Linked DNA regions of Homo sapiens: region 2 is linked to region 1. The links are chromatin loops, found by intact Hi-C in ENCODE. Cell type or tissue: CD4-positive, alpha-beta T cell. All regions are shown on one strand. Links, peaks and the distances in the headings refer to the core of each region. The heading gives the core; the rest is flanking DNA. Region 1 holds the start of CXXC1 (CXXC finger protein 1). Region 2 overlaps LOC105372114 (a long non-coding RNA gene).

Evidence for each region. Hi-C counts contacts between places; a loop is a spot of excess contacts. Peaks named below come from ENCODE experiments on the same cell type or tissue, not always from the same donor. Only the 100,000 strongest peaks of a DNase experiment are listed, where the experiment ranks them.
Region 2: a loop joins it to region 1, with 3 times the contacts of the local background. A loop is called at or near these places in 31 of 110 quality-filtered maps.

Annotation. Positions count from the first base shown.
Region 1 is chr18:50,284,617-50,291,395 of GRCh38, forward strand. CXXC1 (CXXC finger protein 1) reads right to left here and starts at 3,076. Exons shown (of 15, transcript NM_014593.4): 1 at 2,971-3,076; 2 at 2,124-2,242; 3 at 1,923-2,023; 4 at 1,406-1,641; 5 at 1,133-1,312; 6 at 709-735; 7 at 386-631; 8 at 116-223. The coding sequence starts at 2,973. RefSeq lists enhancers at 1,820-1,869, 2,690-2,809, 2,930-3,019, 3,130-3,499. In CD4-positive, alpha-beta T cell, for the core only: CTCF peaks have their summits at 3,186 (motif pointing right) and 3,385; DNase peaks (open chromatin) are centred at 2,065 and 3,275; H3K4me3 peaks cover 2,276 bases; H3K27ac peaks cover 2,408 bases.
Region 2 is chr18:50,354,706-50,361,484 of GRCh38, forward strand. It overlaps LOC105372114 (a long non-coding RNA gene), which reads right to left. Exons shown (of 3, transcript XR_935466.3): 2 at 1,153-1,247. Among named protein-coding and RNA genes, the nearest start is that of SKA1, 17 kb to the right of the region's middle. In CD4-positive, alpha-beta T cell, for the core only: CTCF peaks have their summits at 2,738 (motif pointing left) and 2,938; DNase peaks (open chromatin) are centred at 1,746, 2,046 and 2,696.

The sequences.
Region 1 (6,779 bases), core at 574-5,573:
AGACCCTTGCTCCATTCTAGCCCTTTCTGGCTCTTGCCCCATTCAGCCTCTGACCTCTGCCTCTCCCTCAACCCCACCCTCTGCCTTTCCACATCCACTTTACCCTCTCCATCACCTTCTTCTCAGACTTCTTCTCCCGACGCTTCACATGCTTCACTTTCACTGCCCTCTTCCGCAGCGCGGGGTCCAGGAATGGGGACTCTTCTGTGTCGCTCATCCAGGGCTGCAAGCAGGGCATGCACTGACCCACCTGCCCCGCTCGTGACAACCCCACCACCTACTCATGTCCCATATCAGCCTTCCATACCCTCTGTCTCCTCATTAGGGATACTCTCTGCTTCTGTAACCTCCACCCTTCCACCAGTGGATGCTCCTGTCTGCTCACCAGGCCATGGTCATCAAAGGCCCCTGCACAGAAGTCCTGATACAGGTCAGGATCCAGAGGTAGGTCCTCATCTGAGAGTGGCTCAGGTGTGGCTGTAGCCTCAGGAGGCTCCTTGACTGTTGATGACGCCACTGCCCCCTCATCTTCACGGATGCGCCCTAACTTCTGTGATGGCTGTGGCTGCTGTTGGGTGGGCAGTGGCCGGCGGGGCCTTGGCAGGGACTCTGAGGGCGTCACTGGTGAGAGCTGCAGGGCAGAATCTCAGGACTGGCCCTGACCGCCCTGCCCGCATGCCCCACCCCACCCTGGGGGGCTGGACTCACCGAGGAAGGGAAGTACTTGTACGATTCCTGTGCCGGCAGGAGGAAGGCCCAGGTCAGCCCCAGGTGGATGGAGGGCGGCCTTGCCCTAGCCCTACCCACCTGGCCTGGCCTTACCTCCCCAGACACACCTCCCCGCTACCCCTCATTGCCAGGAATGCTCAGCCCTGCCTGATCTGTACCAACATGCATGACCACCTGAAAACACCTGGCCCCACTCTGTCTACCCAGGGTTGGTGGGGGTGTTCTGCCAGCCCAGCATACCAGGTCATGCCCCATTCATCTGGACATGACAGGCCCCTTCCCACCTGTCAGGATACAGTCAGGCCCAATCCCACCTGGTTTATCCATGCCTAGACTTAACTAACCATGCATGGACCCACCAGCTCTCCCACACCTGACCCTACCCAGCTCTGTCCATGCTCACCCGGGCCCGCAGCTGGCACTGGCGCAGCCGGCACTTCTGCCGGATCTTGTTGGGGCCCCCGAACTTCTTCATGTCCCGACAGAAATCACAGTGACCACAGTCCTCAGTGCGCCGACATGCCTCACACTCACCACACATGCGGGCTGACCGTTTGATCTGCTGCTGCTGCTGCTGGTGATGCTGCAGGAGGGGGCCCAGAACAGAAATCATGGACCCAGGCAGGGCTGAAACGGAACCACTTTACACATCCATTCACTTTATGCAGCCACTCACCTGGCTGGGTGTGGCCACCAAGGGCTGCGGAGAGGATTTGTGGGGCGAAGCAGAGCCCCGAGCAAGCATGGCCCCAACCCCTGTCCCTGACCCTGCCCGGCGCTGCAGGTCTGGATCAGGGACAGGCCTCTTGCGCCCTCCACCCTCATCCCGGGGCTCACTGCTGTCCCGCTCATTGCCATCCCGCTCCCGTGACTTCTTGTGCCGATAGCGAATCTCTAGCTTGGGGTCTTTCTCTGTGGGGCAGAGAGTAGGGCCAAAGTGAGTGAGCACTGGATGGCTTGAATGGTCCCAAAACCTCTTTCTTCCTCTTCGCTCCCTTACTGACCCACCCACCTACTCTGCACCCCTGTCCAGGGCAGAGCTGCCTCTTCCCGTGGGATCTTCTATTACTCACAATGGAGCCCCATTCCAGCTCACCACAGACGTGTATCACTAATCCCCATAACCCCCCCTTGTGGCTCCTCCTCCTCCCTTGAAGCCCCACCTGCCTTCCCTGTCCATCCATGGCCCTCACCTCTGCACTCCCGACAGTACCACTCCCGGATGGCCTTGGCCATCTTCTCAGTGATCCGGATGCAGTCCCCATGGAACCACTCATTGCAGTTGTCACACCCGCTGCAGAGGATGGGGCAGGCGATGGAGATGTGAGGGGCGCGGCCCATCGGCCTCACCCCACCCTGCCAGTGTCAGCCCCGCCCATCTCTCCCGCGCTCACATCATGAAGCAGTTGATGTCCGGTTTGCGGCAGATGCAGTAGATGGGCGCATTCTCCCCATTCTCGGACTTGCTGTCCTCCCCGGCATCTGGAGGCTCTGGGTCTGAACCATCTCCCTCCTGCAGGACACCCCCATTACGGATCCTTAAGCAGCCCCCACCGTGGCGGCTCATCCCCCCATTACAACTCCACCGTGGTCAGCAGGGATCCCCACTCTGCCTGCAGATTTCACATCGGGGCCCCCAAAAAACCTCTCCATCACAGTCCCCACTGACCCCCATCCCTTCCTCTGACATCCTATTACTCTGCTCCATACTTCCCATCACGCACCCACCGACACCCGCTCCCTGCGTCCACACTCGCTAATGGGTCATGGCGACCCTCCATCGTGGCGCCTCACAGACCCCGCGTAACTCACTGCGGACTTCCCATCGCGGTTCTCCACGCACCCCTCCCTGTTTATCTCATAGACCCACCTGGCACCCGCACCCACCCCCAGTCGCGGCTGTCCACGGATACCCGGACACGGACTCCTCGTCACGGCTCACTACAGACCACTCAATGTGACTCCTTACAACCCGCTTATCCCTCTGCCCTAAGAACCCCCGATCATGGTTTCCCACGGAACTGCCACACGGAGTCCCCACTAAACTTCTATTAAGGAGCCCCCCACCGTGGCTCACCATAGAACTCCCAGATGGTTCATCATTCTGCCCATAGACTCCCGCCGTTCAGTCCACAGACTCCGGTTATGGCTCACCACAGACCCCTGAGTCGGCCGACAGACCCCACTGTTGCCAACCGACCGACCTCCACCGCCGAACCCCTCCCTGGACCCGCTACTTACCATATCTCCGCTCCCGGCGCACTCCCTCACGACCCCCGCCAGCGACCCGCGAACCTGCACAGACCACTCGGCGGCGTCCCAGGCGGTTGCAAAGGCGCCCACAACTACTTCCGCTTCTAGTCACGCCTCCCAGGCAGCGTACTCCTATTGCGCAGGCCCCATGCGTCGTCTCCGCTGCAAACCAGTAGGTGGCCGGCCTAGAGCCCCCAAGACCCCTCAGGCGCCGCCATCTTGCTTATCGTATCCGTATGGTGGCCGAATCCATATGTTCGCCGGGAACATGGCCGCGCTCTAATGTGGCTTTCCCGAGGGCGCCGCCACCTTGTCAGTAGAGTCCGTACGGCGGCTGCTTGTACGGCCTCGACGTACAGGCAACATGGCTGCACCTACTGCGTGACTTCCTCATAGATGCCGTCATCTTGGAATCCGATTCCGTACGTGGGTCGAATTCCGTACGTTCCTAGGCGACATATGACGGCGACCTAATTGCGGATTCTTCACGGGCGCCGCCATCTTGGTGGTTGATTCCGTACATTGCCCGTTTGTCAGGCAGAGAGGTTCACAGGTAAAGTGACCGCTTCCGAAGCACGACCTGGATCAAGTTGTATTCATTCCTCCATTCAGTCTCTTTCCCCTTCCACATGTATTAATGGGGCGTCGGCAGGCTGTGTGCCTTGCGGGGCGGAGGAAACCAGTTCCTCTGTCGTCTCCGACTTCACCTGCCACCACTCTTTCCGGCTTTTACTCCTCCCACTTGTCATTCTTCTGCCAGGCCTGGCACGGTTCGGCTTCTATTTATTTTATTTTTATTTAAAAACAATTCTTAAACTAATATCAAATCTTATTTTAGTTCTATAAGCTGCACAATAAGCCTAAACACAGTTTACTTATCCATTTCTTTATTGTTTAGCATTTAGAACATTTTCAAATATTATTCTAAATAAAGTTGCAACGAACATTCTTAAACATAGATCTGTATGCTCATCCCTGATTATTTCTTGTGAAATGTGATATACAAATTTACAAATATACAAATGTGATATACCAGGTGTAACTCTGGTTAACAGCTGTAAGATGGAGCCTGGAAGCCAGGCTTTATTTATTTATTTATTTATTTATTTATTTATTTTATTTATTATTTATTATGTATTTATTTATTTATTTTTATTTATTTACTTATTTTTTGAGACGGAGTTTCACTCTTGTTGCCCAGGCTGGAGTGCAATGGCGCGATCTCAGCTCACTGCAACCTCCGCCTCCCGGGTTCAAGCGATTATCCTGCCTCAGCCTTCCGAGTAGCTGGGATTACAAGCATGCACCACCATGCCCGTCTGATTTTTTTTGTATGTTTAGTAGAGATGGGGTTTCACCGTGTTGGCCAGGATGGTCTGGATCTCCCGACCTCAGGTGATCCGCCCGCCTCGGCCTCCCAAAGTGCCGGGATTACAGGCGTGAACCACCGCGTGCCTGGCCCGCCTGGAAGCCATTCTATGGACTCCCTGCAAACTTGCAAAAAGGAAAACAAACAAAACAAAATTAAAACACAACAGGAACTTGCCTCGAACCTTTGAATTGGTCCAAACTGCAATGACCACACAGTCCTGGAAACCAGCTATATTTCACTAGTGCTGCGTCTCCTGAACAACAACCAATGAACTATGGACTGATGCCAGCCAGCCGCCTCCACCAATAATAATTTCTTTAAAAGAACTTGTGTAATCACCCTTAGCTTCCTTTTTCTTTTTCTTAAAAACTCCTTCTCCCCTTCCTATCTTTGGAGTACAATTTGACTTCGAGCTGAATCTGTGTCTCCTGAATTGCAGTTCCTAATGCCCCAATAAACTCCTGCATTGCAGCTTGGTCTCTTGCCTCTTCTTAGTTGACTCTCCTTAGAGATAAAATTCTAAAAGTAGAATTACTTTGTAATTGGCTATAAATATTGTAAGACATGTTCAAATTTATAGGAGGTCATTAGTTTGGACAGAGCTCCTGCTCTAGGCCCCACCAAAATGGAGTCACTCACGCTGAAGTTCCATGCCACCAAGCCAAAACTAAATTGTTCATCTGACCTTCCAAGGAGAAAGAGACAGGATAATAGCCAAATCCCCATACAAGCCACTTTTAGCTTGAAAGTCCCCTTTGCTTTAACCTTTATAAAAAAGCAACCTGAAGCAATCTGATGTTAACCAATCAGCTTTAAAAAAAAAATTGTTCTTTTTCCTTGCTCCAACCTTACAAAATTCACTGCTCTGCTATTTCCCAGGAAAAGCTCTCGTTCTATTTTGTATAATGGGATCTGCCCCAATTCATGAATTGCAAGTAAAAGCCATTACATCTGTAACTAAATTTGTTGTAATTTTGTCTTTCAATGGTTGATACATATATTTCTACCAGCAGTGTATGAAGGTTCCTATATCAGAGCCTTATTAGGTTATTAGATTAGTGCGAACTTTTGTTGTTGTTGTTGAGACGGAGTCTCACTCTGTCACCTAGGCTGGAGTGGAGCGGGCAATCTCGGCTCACTGCAACCTCCGCCTCCTGGGTTCAAACAGTTCTCCTGCCTCAGCCTCCCGAGTAGCTGGGATTAGAGGCCCGTGCCACCACACCCAGCTAATTTTTGTATTTTTAGTAGAGATGGAGTTTCACCATGTTGGCCAGTCTGGTCTCTAACTCCTGACTTCAAGAGATCCACCCCCACCTTCGGCTTCCCAAAGTGCTGAGATTACAGGCGTGAGCCCCTGCGCCCGGCCAGTGCAAACTTGTAAATTCATCACCCTTGTCAGTAAAAAACTGTCAGCATTCACAGCCATTTTATAAATACTACACATTACCACAGCAATATAGTGCAAAAATCAGAAACCACATAAAATACATATTTAAAGGAATGAGATAAAAATAAATATAAACATCTCTCATATTTTCTCAAATCCCCAGCACCATCTGAAATGCTGCCCTTGAGGAGCTCCCAGTTTACACTATTGGTGCTCACTTTGATCTGTGTGCAGTCTGGTATGGACATGGTGAAGCAAACAAAGATTAGTATTTTGTCAAATAGTAAATTTTTCATAAGTCTAGCTTGATGATGATGGTAATAGTCATAATTTTAAAAATCTTCTATTTGGTTAATGGTTGATAGTTCGCAAGATACTTTCGCACATGATAGTTTATCTGATCCTAATTGCCTTATACGGTGAATGGAGCAGGAGCCTTATTGTCCCCACTCTGCAGTGAAAGCAATTGAGACTCAGGGAGCCTAAGTCCCTTGCCAGGTCACACAGCCAGTAATAATGGATCTGATATTAATAGTAAAATCTTCCTACTGTGAGTGTTGGGCTGTGGGCTGGAATCAGGGAATAGACTCAGGGAAGCCCCAGGACGAGAGAAGCTAGATAAAAAAGTTCATGAGGCAAGCACAGAATGGAGCAGATTCTGAAAGCTAAGGGTCACAGTGGACCTGAGTTCAGGAAATGGATCAGAAGTCCAGGGGATCAGACACCAGGAATCAGGATTAGGTTCTTAGGCAGGAGAACAAACAACACAGAATGAGAAACTAAGTACAGGATCTCAGCACAAGGTGGGGATCACAGGAAAGGGAAAGGAGAGCTCAACTCTACCAAAGATTCCTGGGAGGGGGACGGAAGTCTTCCAGACACTTCTTGCAAACAGCAAGGATGACATAAATATCCGAAATTCAATGACAAAACCATGCTTAGCACTTCAATTCTAATTTGCCAGCAAGCACAGACAAAATCAGTACTGGAATCATTCGCTGAGGAATATACACAGTCTTGCTTTCTGAAGTTTTAGTT
Region 2 (6,779 bases), core at 662-5,661, 70 kb after region 1:
ATCACTTGAGCTCAGGAGTTCAAGACCAGCCTGGGCAACATAGGGAGACCCCATCTCTGCAAAAAATAGAAAAATTAACCAGGCATGGTAGCACATCCCTGTGGTCCCAGCTACTTTGGAGGCTAAAGTGGGAGGATTGCTTGAGCCTGTGAAGTTGAGGCTGCAGTAAGTCAAGATCATGCAATGCTACTGTAGTTCAGCCTGGGTGCAAGTCCTTGCCTAAAAAACAAACAAACAGACAGACAAAAAACCCAATGTAGTTACTTTTACCAGAGTAGTTCTTTCTTTCTTTTTTCTTTTCCTTAAAGAACTACTCTGGTAAAGGTAACTACATTGGTAAATACAAAAGCCACTATTATGTTTTTGCCTTGTAAATTTTCTTTTTGTTTCATATATAATTTAAAAGACAAATGCATAAAATTATTATAAATATGTGTTAATGGGAGACAATGTATAAAGATGTAATTTAGGAAGAGACAGCTGTATAGGAGCAGAGTTTTTGTATATTATTAAAGCTAACCTGATACAAATTTCAATTACAGTATTGAAATTTCTTCATAATGATAATAATTGTAATTATTTCTCAGTACCTGCACATTCTGTACCTGAGGATTTGACCAACCAAAGGTCAAAAATATTTGAAAAAAATCAACACAGATAATATGACTAGAAATCATATGGATTTGAAAAATAGTACAGCATAACCGCTATTCATATAACATTTACATTTTATTAGGCATTGTAAGTAATCTAGAGATGGTTTAAAGTATACAGGAAGATGTGTGTACATTATATGCAAATACTACACCATCTTATATATAGACTTGAGCATCTGAGGATTTGGGGTCCAAGGGAGGTCCTGGAACCAACCTTCCATAGATACAGAGAGATAACTATTGATTATTTTAAAAAAAAGTTAGGATGTTAATTGAAAGTACATGGCAGCTCCTAAGAAAATAATTTTTAAATATTCAGAAAAGAAAATTAGGAGGAAATCCAAACTTTGTATTAGAAAAAAATCAATTAAACAAGAAAGCAATATTGAAAGAATTGGGGGGAAAACATAACAAATATATAAAACTAAGAGCAAAGTAGCAAAAGTAAATCTTTCCTTATCAGTAATCACTTTAAATATAAATAACTGAAACTCACCAGTTAAAAGACAAAAACTGGCAGGATGGATTAAAAAATAAAAGCATGTTGTCTGCCCACAAGAGACTAACTTTAGGTCCAAAGATACAAATAGGCTGAAAATAAACAGACAGAAAATGATATTCCACACAAATAGTTGCCAAAACAGAGCTGGTATAACTACACTAATATCAGATGAAATAGACATGAAGTTAAAATTACAAAAGACAAGCAAATTCACTATTCATTGATAAAGGGTCAATTTATCAAGAAGATGTAACAATAATAAACATATATGCACTGCTATGATTTGGGCATGGTTTTGCTGTTGTTGTTGTTCCTGCCAAAGCTCGTGTTGAAACTTGATTCCCAATGTGGTAGTGTTGGGAGGTGGGGCCTAGTGGGAAGTGTTTGGGTCATAAGGGCAGATCCCTCATGAATGGCTTGGTGCTGTTCTCAAGATAGTCAGTGAGTTCTTCCTATTTTAAGACTGGATCTGGATTAGTTCTCACAGGAATTGATTAGTTTCTACAAGTGTGGTTGTTACAAAGCCAGGTCACCCCTCATGTTTCTCTTTCTTCACACGTCTGCTTCCTCTTTGCCCTTCTCTGTCATGTTGTGACTCAGCACAGAAGCCCTTGCCAGAGCCAGGGTCATGCCATTGAGATCCTCAGCCTGCAGAACCATGAGCTAAATAAAACTCTTTTCTTTATAAATTACCCAGTCTCAGGTATTCTTTTATAGCAACACAAAAGGGACTGAGACATGCACCAAACAACAGAACTCCAAAATGTATGAAGCCAAAAAAATGACAGACTTGAAGGGAGAAATAGACAGTTCTGCAATGCAGTGGGTTGACATCCTGGGACTGCTGCTCCTGGTGGTAGGGGTTGACAGGACAAGCTATCTGCCCACATGGTGCTCACGGACTAGCAGAGGAGGCAGTGACAACTGCTGTGAAATAGTAGTGAGTGTTAAGAAGAAAGATGGGGAGAGGCACGTTAGGCAGAGTGAGGAAGTGAGAGAGATAAGGCAGGAGGGGTGTTGCAGAGCAGGTGAGAGAGGGGTATCCTAAGCAGGTGGCATTGGCAGAGAAGGCTGGGAATGGTCTACACATCCCATGTTTGTTTCTGAGTGGTGGGATAATGAATTTTTTGTTTTATTCTTTATATTTTTCTGTGTGTGTGTGTGTGTGTGTGTGTGTGTGTGTGTGTGTTTGAGACAGGGTCTCTCTTTGTCACTCAGGCTGGAGTGCAGCAGCACAATCTCTACTCACTGCAGCCTCCACCTCCTGGGTTCAAGTGATTCTCGTGCCTCAGCCTCCTGAGTAGCTGGGATTACAGGTGTGTACCACCACAGCTGGCTAATTTTTAAATTTTTTATAAAGTCAGGGTCTCACTATGTTGCCCAGGATAACATTTTCAATTAAAAACATGTGCTACTTTGATTTTCAGAAAAAGGGAGTGCTTAAAAAGAGAGCGAAAGTTCAACTTCATAAACTTGAAGAGCACTGCTGACTTCCTACCTGTGGCCACGTAGTCCTAGCTGCGTTTTTCTGGTGGCTTCCAGAAGAATGGCACTGCCCTGCCACCTTGTGGCCATGTGGCAAGTAAACCTTCCAGCCAGCATTACAATAAAGCCAAAATCTGTTTTCTCACGTTTGAGGAAGATGACAAATATTCAGCATTCTAAGTAAGCTATGATTTGGATGGAGCTTTATTGATAGCACTCAGAGATAACGTGTTCTGCTTTATGGTAATACTTCATCCTTTTGGCATCATCAAGAAACAGCCTCTCTACTCAAAGCTTAACTCTTAAGGACCTACATAAAGATTATCTGAACATTCTTATTCATTTCTTACAGAGTGTATTGAACACAAAAACCTTTCCTTTAGAGCTCATGATTTTTAAAAACAATATCTCCTCAATGCAAAGATAAGTTCAATCCATCACCAGGAAGAGCCCAGGCTTAGCTCATAGGAAATACAAGTGAATCCAGGGATGGTGGAGAATTTTTTTTTTCTTTTTCTTTTGTTATTTATTTATTTGTTTGAGACAGGGTCTTTCTCTGTCAACCAGGCTGGAGTGCAGTGACACCATCATGGCTTACTGCAGCCTCATCCACCTGGGCTCAAGCGATCCTCCCATCTCAGCCTCCTGAGTAGCTGTGACTACAGGTGCGTGCCACCACTCCTGACTAATGTTTGTATTTTTTTTAAGAGACCTGGTTTCACCATGGTCCCCAGGCTGGTCTTGAACTCCTGAGCTCAAGCAATACGCTGGTAGGGCTTTTTCTTATTGTTACCCTCTGTATTGATTTGTTCAGGTTGCCAAAACAAAGTACCACAAACTGAGTGGCTTCTTACACAACAGAACTTTATTGTCCACAGCGCTGGAGGTAAGAAGTTTGAAATCAAGGTATTGGCAGGGGTTGTTTCCTCTGAGGGGAAGGTCTGCTCCAAGCCTCTCTCCTTGGCTTGTATGGCCATCTTCTCCCTGCCTGTTCACATCACCATCCTCTCTGCATGTCTTCATGTCCAAATTTCCTCTTTTTTGTAAAGACAATAGTCATATTGGTTTAGGGCCCAGCAAATGACCTCATTTTAACTTGATTACCTCTGTAAAGATCCTATCTGCAAATAAGTCACATTTTGAGGTATTGGGGGTTAGGACTTTGAAATATGAATGTGGGGTGAGCACAGTTCAACTCCTGACACCCCTCCTGGTGTTGCATTTCAGTAGAAGACCAGTGAGCCTCAGGTAGGAACCTGGAAAGCCCCACCGTCTTGTTTCCTCCCATCTTCCCTTTCTTTTCCCTCAATGGCTTTCAACTCTGATTCACATTAGAATTATCCAAGGAGTTTTTAAATTTCTGATTCTGAACCCCACCCCTAGACCAACTAAATCAGAAGAAAACTCGCAGGGAAACTTAATCCAAGAAGGGATCAAGGAAGGCTTCCAATGGGAGGGGATTCGTTCACTACATTTTGAAAAATGAATGGATGATTGAGATAGAGAATAATGAGAGGTGTAGAAAGAACATCATAACCAAAGACTTAGTGGGGTCAGACAACATGGGTGGGCTGGCAGGGCTTGTGTGTGTCCTGATGGCAGAGGGAGGGGTGGGGGGTCACACACAGGGGCACAGGAGCAACCCTACAGGCAGCTGTTGCTGTGAGATAAACGTCCAAGCAGGAGGTGCTGAAAGATGAAGCTGATGAGGCAGGCAGGGGCCAAATCAAGAGAGGATGTGTGCCTCATGCAAAGAAGCCTGGGTTTCCACATCAGCATTTCAGAAAGGGAGCTGCCATCACCCCCAAGCTCACTACTGACCATAATGTCAGGTGTGGCTGCCCTCCTGTCAACTGCATCACCATTGTGATTCTACTTTCATAAGCAATGACAAGTGTGAGTTCACTGTTACGACAAAGGATGTCGTTGCCAATTCTGAAGCTGCTGTGGATGGCAGTGAGGCAGGATAGAGTGGAAGAGGCAAGACCAGGAGCTGGGCAAGACCAGTGAAGTATAATGGATGGCAGAGAGGTGTAGACCCTAGTCAGGAGGACAGACAGTTAAGAAATGCATTGGGTGGACCGGGCGCGGTGGCTCATGCTCATAATCCTGCACTTTGGGAGGCTGAGGTGGGCAGATCACCTGAGGTCGGGAGTTTGAGACCAGCCTGACCAATGTGCAGAAACCCTGTCTCTACTAAAAATACAAAATTAGCTGAGCATGGTGGCACATGCCTGTAGTCCCAGCTACTCAGGAGGCTGAGGCAGGAGAATCGCTTGAACCTGGAAGGAGGAGGTTGCAGTGAGCCAAGATCCTGCCATTACACTCCAGCCTGGCAAACAAGTGCAAAACTCTGTCTCAAAAAAAAAAAAAAAAAGAAAAAGAAAAAAAAAGAAATGCATTGTGTGGAGTGGGGCTCGGGGGTGAGGTGACCAGCTTGCCTCTTCCACTCTATCCTGCCTTACTGCCATCCACAGCAGCTTCGGAATTGGCAACCACATCCTTTGTCATAACAGTGAACTCACACTTGTCACTGCTTATGAAAGTAGAATCACAGTGGTGATGTTCCTGCCCAGGCACTGAGGTGAAGTGAATGGTTTGGCAACAGGGTACAAGCGAAAATGCAGAGGTGAAAATCTGGGCCTTGGAACAGCTTCATCAAGTCTGGCAAGGGAGACCCAATCCACTCAACTGCAGAATGTGCATGTGACCACTACATGGTGAACAGAGTACTGAGCTTTGCTGCTCTACCAACCATCATGGTAGGGGCACACATTCTACTCCCCTGAATGTAGCCAGGCTCTGGGGAGCTCATTTGCAGCTTTGACTCATTCTGGGCAGCCTCAATTTTTCTCAAACACCAATTGCATCTGGGAAGGTGAATTCACTGTGCCTAGGTTTGTCCCCTCTGCTATAACAGTGATGCAATGTCACGTGAAAGATTCCTATCATAATTTAACCATTTTCTAAATTATCTGGGAAGTTTATTTGGAGGTTTGGGAGTGCTCTAATGATGTATGATAAATCTTTGATGCAAAGATCTACAATCTTGCAATTTACTATAAGCATCTTTGAAGTACATGTTATTAATTTAACCTTATATAAAGGTTATATACAGAATCTGTACCTCAGTATGCTTAGTTGTATCCACATAGAGGACTTCTAAAACACCAAAACTGCCTCATTATACATTATATAGACTTGCACATCATAATGGCAGTTAATAAAATGAAATTCTGTGTTTTCCTTTTTATAGTTAAATTTTTCCTTAAAAAAAATAACTTTCAGGAGATAAGCAAGAAAAATGCCTTGGCCTGGGAGATTAAAACCTATCTGGCAAAATGAAAACATTGATGTAAATGACATGAAAATGGTTCTGTCTGGCTTTGCTGTGGCCCGTTATTAGAGATCAGATTGGCAGCTGCTTCCACAACTAATTGATTCTAGGAAATTTGGCAAGCCTTATACTTCTCTATCTCAGAAACTGGACAACTGCCCACTTTGTAAATACCAACGTAACAATATCCTTTAAAGTGCTTAAAATGCATTGGGAAAAATCCCTATCAAATAAAAGATATACTTATGTAACTTATTATAGTACTTGATTTCAAATATTTATATGTAAAATACTAATGACTGTTCTGATAAATACTTTATCAAATTCACAAAGTATGTCAGTATGTGAACAGCATAATCTAAAGGCTTGTGCTGGTGTCTTCCATTTGCCCCCTAAGATCCACTCTCTGTGGTTTTCCAGCCAGTCCTGGACCCAGTGGGGGAATGTGGGTGCTGACCTAGGGTTTCCTTTGCCTTCTGGCTTCAGGTTGGGTTCAGCCAACCAGTGTAGGGTTATCAGCAAAAGATCCATAGGTGGGAGGAGAATGGAGGCAGGTATTTATTCTCCCCATGAGTGTTCTCTGAATTGATACTGAAGGCCATAGTTCCTGTCAGGTGACCCATTCCATAGACCCCTCACCCCATGACCTTCAATCTTTGTGCTTAGAGGTAATAATAACTGTTCCCTGAGATTGCAAGCCCCAGAGAACTCCATCATCATTTGCTATCTTCTGTAAACTACCCATATATTTTAAATATTTCTTTTTATTAAATTCTCCTCCAGTGATCCAAATTGAATT